2 separate regions of the Mus musculus genome follow, and region 1 is linked to region 2. The links are chromatin loops, found by intact Hi-C in ENCODE. Cell type or tissue: left cerebral cortex. All regions are shown on one strand. Each heading gives the region's core, and the rest is flanking DNA. Links, peaks and the distances in the headings are about the cores only.

The links. A loop is a pair of places that touch in the nucleus more often than their neighbours do. Peaks named below come from ENCODE experiments on the same cell type or tissue, not always from the same donor. Only the 100,000 strongest peaks of a DNase experiment are listed, where the experiment ranks them.
Region 1: it touches region 2 in a loop (2.3-fold over the local background); 1 of 42 quality-filtered maps calls a loop at or near these places.

The regions. Positions count from the first base shown.
Region 1 is chr15:98,515,216-98,519,600 of GRCm38, forward strand. It overlaps Kansl2 (KAT8 regulatory NSL complex subunit 2), which reads right to left. Exons shown (of 10, transcript NM_133714.5): 10 at 2,443-4,332. The coding sequence ends at 4,207. Among named protein-coding and RNA genes, the nearest start is that of Snora34, 2.4 kb to the right of the region's middle. In left cerebral cortex, for the core only: a CTCF peak has its summit at 2,356 (motif pointing left); a DNase peak (open chromatin) is centred at 2,360.
Region 2 is chr15:98,168,489-98,172,873 of GRCm38, forward strand. Ccdc184 (coiled-coil domain containing 184) reads left to right here. Exons shown (of 1, transcript NM_177716.3): 1 at 1-1,646. The coding sequence ends at 403. Among named protein-coding and RNA genes, the nearest start is that of Ccdc184, 2.9 kb to the left of the region's middle. In left cerebral cortex, for the core only: a CTCF peak has its summit at 2,099; DNase peaks (open chromatin) are centred at 1,035, 1,524, 2,050, 2,563 and 1 more place; H3K4me3 peaks cover 2,438 bases; H3K27ac peaks cover 2,089 bases.

The DNA of each region.
Region 1 (4,385 bases), core at 307-4,306, 350 kb after region 2:
CCTCTCTCTGTGACCTGTCACTGTAAAGCTCTCCCAGGAAAACTGCCTCTTCTTCTTCCTCCTCCTCTTTTTCCTTTTTCTGCACTTTCCTCTGAAGTAGCCTCCCTTTCCTTTCTCTTCTCATGAGAGCTGGGCGTATTCTATTCTGGCAAATCTCTCTGATTCGTCACTTTGTCTGCCACTCAATTAAACACCACTTTCAAACAAGGGTGCTTCCTTCTACAAACCAACTTTACTTTCATTGTTTGGGATTAAAGGTGTGTGCTAAGGGCTGAGCCACACCCTAACTAGAGGAGAAGAGGTTAGAGAGCCCTCGTGGACAGACCAAGATGTGGCCATGAGGCAGAGGGTCCAGGAGATGTCATGATGAGCAGGTCACCAAGGGACTCGCCATGGGGACTCACGTGGAGCAGAGCAAGCCAGGGAGAAGCTCAGAAGGAAGATAAAGAACCGAGTGGCTAAGCAGTAGCCTGGAGGGTTAGAGTGGACGACATCTTCCCAGCCTAGACTTCCAACTTACTAAATAACTTAATGGGTCTTTATGTCCTTGACTTGGAGGTAGAACGGGAGCAGATGAGGGGTTTGTGTTTACAGGCTACACTGTTTCAGCCTTATTTTTGACTATTGCCTCAGAATCAAGGGAGAATGCAGTTGTAGTCCAAAGAAGCAGGTATGGAAGAAACAACACTCCTGCAGAGTGAAATGGCCTTGCTAGCAGAAGACTGACAGACTCAGAGAAAAATAAAGAAAAGATATTGCTATACAAAGAGCTAAAGGAAGGGTAAAGCCAGCCTTAAAGGGCCGGGAGTGGGAGTGGCATTGTCAAGACCAGGAAAGGGAAGACTATAAGGAAACGGAGGCTGAGAGAGCAGAGACCAGTGAAGTAAAGGTGACTAGGAATAAAGATGGTTCTGACGCATGCCACTTCCCTTTGTCTAAATAAAAGAATCCACTTGGTCGGGGCTAGAGAGATGGCTCAGCGGTTAAGAGCACTGACTGCTCTCCTGAGTTCAATTCCCAGTGTTGGCATCAGGACCTCTGGAAACCTGTGACATCACATAAATGACAGTGCAACCTACATACCTGTTGCCAAGACAACAGTCACCATATTCCCAGAATCCACTGGGCTCACCTCCCACCTTTACCTGTGACTACCTCTCTCTCTCTCTCTCTCTCCCTCTCTCCCTCTCCCCCCACCCCCTTTCTCTTTCCACCGCCACCTTCCTTGCCTCTCTCTCTCCCAATAAACCTCTTACATGTGGGACTGTTTTGGCCTAGTGTGCTGTGTTCAGACGCAAGCTGCTATTCTAACACATCACCCAGCAACCACGTGGTGGCTCACAACCATCTGTAATGGAATCTGATGCCCTCTTCTGGTGTGTCTGAAGACAGGGGCTGGGAATCAAACCTGGGTTCTCTGGAAGAGCAGCCTGAGCTCTTAACTGCTGGGCCACTCCCTAAGCCCAACAAACTAACTTTACTTTTTGGTTTTTCGAGACAGGGTTTCTCTGTGTAGCCCTGGCTGTCCTGGAACTCACTCTGTAGACCAGGCTGGCCTTGAACTCAGAAATCCACCTGCCTCTGCCTCCCGAGTGCTGGGATTAAAGGCGTGTGCCACCATGCCTGGCTCAAACTAACTTATTTTAAAAGGAGAAAAAAAAAATAAAGCCAGGTATGGTAACGTATGCTTTTAACCCCAGCACTAGGGAGTCAGAGGCGGGAGGACCCGAGTCTGAAGCAGCCTGGTCTACCGAGGGTTCTAGGCCAGCCAAGGCTGAGACTCCACCAAAAGAGGAGAGGTGTTGGGAGCACGGGGGGCGGGGTGGGGAAAGGAAGAAGGGAAGTAAGAAAATAGTTTGTAAGACCGTGTAGGATTTATTTGTGTATTTTGTGTGGGGTGTCTTTTTCTTGCATGGCTAACCAAGTATCAAGTGGGCTTAGACAGACCTGTGCTACAGCCTTGGTAATGCAGAACAGAAATTATAAATTAGAGGGATTATAGCAAGTTTTTGCCTATGCACAGTAGGAATGAGCAATGCATGATGGTGGGGGGGGGGGGAGTTACTTTTCTAACCTTGGGCTGTCCTGAGGTAGCTTACTGAAGTAAATGCTGATTCACAGCAGCTACATCTGAGAAAGTGGCAGCTACTTTGTTACATTCTGAGTGCTTCTAAACACCATGCTATTACAATGAAACAGGCCTTTGAAAAGAAGGTATATGACCAAAAGGCTTCCCAGTCTTGTATTGTTTTCTTAATTACTTAAGGGCCCTGAGCAGGGTTTTAGGTCTCCCCAGCTCAGTCAGGAGTGATATTCCGTAAGATTTGCGCCCATCTCCCTAGCTCCCCCTTGTGGTTAGTAGTGGCCACTGCAGCCATGTTGAGTTTCCTCGGGAGCCCTGGCTGGCACATGACACACCAAAAACATGATTCCGTCCAAGTATTCAGTGAACTGTAGGGTTTATTGGCTTGTTTACAGGAATATGGATGACCCAAAGACAGGTTCATCACTGAAAGATAGGTTCATCCCCCCCAAAATGGTGATAACTCACAAAAGTTACAACCCTGGTGTTCCCTACACAACTTGCTGAGAGGTGGTTTGCAGTTTGCTGGTTGTAGTCTCCTCTTCGCATACATAGGAGCCACTATCCCTCCTAAGTCATCATAGTGTGTATTTCCCATGAGCCATCCAACCTTCCCACTCTGGGGTACCACTGTGGGGCCTCCACGTGTCGCAGCAGTGGGGGGATTACAGTTTGGCCTGGCTCTAAGAGATGTACTCTGGTCTGCCCTCAGTGCTCTTTGAACCAGCTCCCCTTCTGACAATCCGGTCCAGTACCGTGCTCTTGTGCTTTCCACTGGCCAACCCCGATGTGATTATTTGAATTAGAAATGCCCGCCAGTCTCTGGCACTTGGACACTTGGCACCCAGCTGGTGGCAGTTTTGGGATATCTCGGTGATACCGAAATGCTGCAGGAAGTGATCACTGGGGATGGACTTTGAGATAAACCTTGTGTCTTGTACGTGTGCTGTCCCACATGCTAGTAGTCCCCATGCGAGCTCACGGCTTCCTGATCCTGCCATGATGCTCTATAACCCCTCTGGAACCTTACATCTTAGTCATAAGCAACAGAAGAGTAGAGAACAGCCAACACCCGAAAGGGGTCTGGGCTGAGCGAATGATCTAGTCTACTTCCTTGCAGGGAGAAATGGATGACTGCCCACCCCAGGGAGGAGCTTTGCCGCTTTCCTTGGCAGTTTTATTAGCTTCTTCCTGGGAACTGCTCATCATTTCTGTCTAACGCTCCCCTAGGAAGCGGCTTTACACAAACCTCACCGCCACACTGTCTGCTTTGCCACTCCACCATCCTCGCTGGGGTTGAACCAAGGTCCTAAGGCTCTGTGCCAGGTCTCGAGTGAATTAACCCCTAGCTTTCCAGTGACACAAGTTTACCTGGCCCTGGGAACTAGGTACCAAGCACCACCTCTGTCGTGAGTTTCTCCAGAGTGCCTGTCTTAGAATAGAAGTAGTATACACCTTTCCCATCAGAACATTCTCAAATCCAACGAGAACACAATCGATCCAGATCACTTTACACTTTGATAGCATTTTAACATTTAATAGAAACTATATACAGTAATTTCACTACATATTACATGGAGTCACCACAGGAACTTACATAAGTTAAAAGCAAGAATAACTAAGTAAGGAGAGCCCAGACCTGTGAGCTGCTTTTCTCAGTTACAGTTCACAAGGAAACGAATGGGCTTTGTATTGCCCAACTATGTAGAGCAGAGGAAAGGCTTAGATACAGGCCTTTAGATACAGCTAGCCAGACACTAAGGGCCAACGCCTGCCGAGCACCGTCTCGAGCACAGCCCGCCTGGACATCCATGTGGGGTTCTGTCCGTGGCTTAGGAGTCCCATTACAGAATGTCTCTCTCCCAGGCAGTCTCCAATATGCATTGTATCCCAAAGGCAGGGATCACCTCACATTCTTCCTTGAAAAAAAAAAAAATCCCAAAACTTATATACTAAATATTCATTCCACACAAACTTGGATTATGTTTGTCTATAGCGCTCTAAAGCCCCAAAGGAAGCAATGTGGTCTGAGTTGTCCCTGTTCAGGGAGAGATGATCAGAGATACACTTGTCTGAAGAATGGAAAGTTCAAATCCAAAGGCAAACAATTCCCAGAATGAATGTCAACTGATAGAAGTGGGTTCTGGTTTTCCATTCGCAGTAGCCAATCCACGCTGAGGGAATGCTGCTTTCTCTACACTTCGAGCTCCCTGGGATCTGCACCCATCCCCAGCCGCCTGCATCTGTCCCTATTAAAATAAATAAAGGCACTTTGGTTAGAGACTCCCTCCAATGGGCCTGA
Region 2 (4,385 bases), core at 148-4,147:
GAGGGCCATGCGAGGGGCACTGGACGAGCAGGCCTCGCACATCCAGGTTCTGTCGGACGACGTGTGCGCCAACCAGCGGGCTATAGTCTCCATGTGCCAGATTATGACCACTGCGCCCCGCCAGGGAGGCTTGGGCGTGGCCGGCGGCAAGGGGAGCTTCCCAAGTGTTCCCCATGAACCAGAGACACCTTCGCCTGGGATCGAGGACAGCGGCTTGCTGGGTCGTGATCCTGATGAAGACGAGGACGAAGAGGAGAAAGAGACACCTAACCCCGCCACACCCACCAGTCACTGCGAGCTCTCTGAGAGCCCCGGTCTCCTTGGGGAGGATGGGCCACTTGTGGAGCCCCCCGACCTTCCTGACATTACCCTGCTGCAGCTGGAGGGCGAGGCCTCTCTGTGAGGGAGACCCCACCAGGGAACCAACTACCCGCGCTGGCTTTGGGTTTCCAAGTGCTTAACCCGAGGGGACTGAACAGTGCGGTGCAGTGTTCTTCACTTCAAACGTGGTCCTTATAGGTCAGGGAGAGAGACTCCCTCACAGAAGGATTTGTAGAGTCAAGGACTTTGGAAGCATCGCGAATTCCACCCAAGCAGGCATCATAGCAAACTGCAGAAAGGTGAGGTTCCCAGAAAGGACGTGCCCATCTCTGGACTCTCATCTATCCCTTTACCTTGCCCCCTTCCCCTCTTCCTAGGAAACAGGAGGACCATTGAATTATGTAAATAAAATTCTGCTTTTTCTATTCTGAAAAAGGAGTCATCTAGGACTTTGGCAAATAATCTCTATTTACCTAGAAATTAAGGAGTTGGGGTATTCTGTTCTGGCAACAGGAAATTTACCCTTTTCCCCAAACCCAAGATATTCAGTGCTCTGCGGAAACCTCTCCCCCTTACAGATCGCTCTGCAACTGCTGATGGGTAAAGGAAGCTTGAGGAGGGAACTGCGGCCCTAGGAGTCAGGGTACTCGGGTTCCCAGGGCCCCTAGGCTGGGAGGAGCTGGCTCTGATGTGCATGAAGACACAAGAGCTCAAGCTCTGGCACTGAGCATGCAGAGCCGAGCCTGCCCCGTCGCTGACTTCACCTGGGATTGCTTGGCCACTCACCTGGGCCTAGAGAACAAAGTGCTCAGGTCGCAGGCAGAGACTTAGGACTGCTCAGCAACTGTCCAGATTTAAGGGGACATCTGAGGAACTCTTGGGGGAGGGGGCGCTGCAGCCCCAAGCTGTCTTTTCTGGCTATACCTGCTTAACTTCAGTTCCTTTTATTATTTTTTTTTTCCTGTCAATATGTCGGTACCCTCTGCTTTCTGGTGTTGCCTCCATAATGTCTTGTGTTATGTGTGTCCACTTGTGTAGTAGTGTGTGAGCCCTCAGGGGCAGGGCTTGTGGCTCTAGTATTAGGTTCAGGGGGCTTCAGACCCGTCTGCAAGCCCCAGGCTATCATGGCGCTTTCTGCTCTTTTCCCTTTTATGCCCCACTCCTCAACCCAGGGCACGGAGCATGTGGCTGTCCTGAGTGTCCTTAACTGATGTGCTCCTACCTTCCGAAGTGGTGACTGTGTGTGCCCCTTCCCTCCTCTGTGTATCCTTTCTTAGTGCTTTGCTTGATGTCAACCTTAATAAAAAGGCACCATCTCCCCTCTTGCTGACTGGTACTAAGTGGGTTTAAGGCTGGGGCTTCTGGGTCTGCTGTGTGGATCAGGGCTTAGGAGAAAATGTAGGGGACCAATGCCTTCCCTCCTCTCTTCTTGCCTCCAGTCCCAAAGAGTTAACTGACTTTGTCCTGGTTGGGACAAGCTTGCCAGCTCTGTCTGCTTTCCCTTCTGCCCTGGACCTTGATCCAATGTGGACCTGGAAAATGCAGAGATCTGCCTGGAAATACCCGGCCCGGCTAACAAGGGTTTTGGTAGCCAGCACTCCACACCTGCAAGAGATTTCAGTGAAGCAAGCCATGGGGGTGACTTCTGAGTGAGAGCCCTGGTACAGCAGGCATGCCACCTGTTCTAGGGATGGAGTGGGAGTCACTGTTCTGGAGGGGTTGCCCGGGGTTTCTGGAGTGGAGTGACACATCACTAAGGAAACCACAGGCACTGCCTCAGGCCTCTAGTGGAAGATGTGGGCAAGGTACTCCCCGGGGAGTCAACACTGACATCATCTCGAGGCTGCTCCCTCGGGAGATGGAGATTTCCTGAGGCTGCCCCAGAACAAAGGTTGAGAGCCGACTATGATGTGTGTGTGTGTGTGTGTGTGTGTGTGTGTGTGTGTGTGTGTGTGTGTGAGTGAGAGAGAGAGATGTAAATTACTTCTGTTACAGAGAAGGCTAAAGGACACTGAAGGGTTTGATGCAGGTTTGAGTTTTTAATTCCAACACTGAGTTGACTGCCTAAGACTTGCTCTTCACAATGCATATGCTAGGAATAAAACTATGACTCCTAGGACATCTTGTGCAAATGTTAGCTTCTCGGTGGTTCTCCTGGCCAGGTAGAGTGGGGATGACTCCTCCAGCGAAGCAGAACCCAGGGAAGGTCTAGAGACAACTCCCCACCCCGGGTTTTAAATGCTTATTACTGATGTACCTGTGCATTTGTGCCTCTGTGTACGCACGTGCACAAACGGTGCCCACAGAAAAGCCAGGAGAGAACTGTTTGGGACGACACCAGAGGAAGCCTTGAGGTATACAGTCCTTGGGTGACAAACTGGGATTCAGGCAGGTGGGAGCTGATGGACATGGTGTTGAGGACACTCAAGTCCCCCGGGAGAGTGGCACATGTTTATAATCAAGACGTTTCTCCAGCTTTTATTTTGCAGGTCAACTTTGTGCCATCCCTCCTTTTTCCCTCTTGTTCTTCTTTAGACGGGGTCTCACCACATAGTCTGGATAGCCTGGAGCTTACTATGTAGAACAGACTGGCCTCTGACACACAGAGATCCATCTGCTTTTGCCTCTTGAGTAAACTCCTTTAATGTAATCTTTTCCTACATAAAGAACCCTTACCCTTGAGGACAGAATTAAGGAAAAGGGCATGGTTAGCGTCTTAAGATAGCATGGACCTTTTCATTTTAAGAAGTAGAGACAAGCCATAAAGGCTGTGGACTAACCCTGTATTCATACATAATATGCCTGAGAAAGCTGTGAGGTGTGCAGTCCTTGGGTAATGAATGCTGGGCCCCCAGGGGAGCAGCTAGAGCATCCAGCTGAGGATGGGGACTTAGGCTTCTGCTACAGTTTCAACGTTCAGCATCCATTACCAAGGCGGTGATCAGTTACTGAGCTCCACCGCTTTTATCTCCCAGCAGTTTTATGAGGTAGAGAGCGCGTTGTTACTTTTTACATAACAGCTCAGAAACAGATTTAAGGCTTCAAGGTCACAGACTGGAATGTGGCAAAGCCAGGACCTAACGCTGAGACGGTTTGATTTAAAGAAGCCTTGGATAGAAACCATCTCTATTTTTTTTTTTTTTTTTAATTTGGCTCCTCAAAGAGCCTGAGAGTATCCTGAAAAAGAAATCAACCACATTTGGGCAGTGAAAAAGATTACAGTTCAGGCTTTGGTTCTAGACCTTTCTCAGCACTGGGTGCATGGAGCAGATGGCTGTTTGGATCTGCTATTGGAGAGGAAGTTTCCAGTGCTTGTTGGCATCCCCGTCAGTTTCTTCCATAGGTGAGCTCTCTTTTTTGTTCCCTATCGGTCAGATTCTCTGTCATTTGAGGCAACGCCCATTTAGACTCCATAGAAAGTTCTGGTTGAGGCCTTTAGCCATGGATTCCAGGTCTATCGCTCTGCACACTGTCTTCCAGGGGTTCTCAGCCCTTAAGTTACTCCCTGCAACCTGGCAAGTCCAGAGAGCAGCCTTCCCACAGAGAGCAATTGTTCTGCCCATCCCCTTCTTATCTGCACCCGGAACAGATTTTTGCACAGGTTACTCCTTCACCCCTGTTTCTTCCTTCTCTGCCCCTGGCTTCTGAGGTCTCTTCTCCAGCCTGCTGGTAAGGGAGTTTCAGCTGGAGTTCCTCACCCAGGGTTCATGGCAGGGCTCACTGCTGAATATTTCAGGAAGCAACACACATTGGAAATTACAAAAGCCTGCAAATATATATTCTCTCTAGAGATAAAGGGCCATTGTTTTTGCTTAGTCTTTAAGAGTAAGGATCAGGCTTTTGTAAAATGGGACTAGTCATTGAGTAAAGTGTAACGAGATGTTTCAACTCAAAAAGCACCAATGAAGAAAAGACCAATTGAGCCTGGCTCTTGCAGCATCCGTGCCTCCTGGAGCCTCCTGAGTATTTCCTGGCTGGAATTGGAACGGCCATCTCGATGGAATTATTCACCACTTCCTTGATGAATTTTAATTACATTAGCATCTATCAGGTGCTACAGCCCT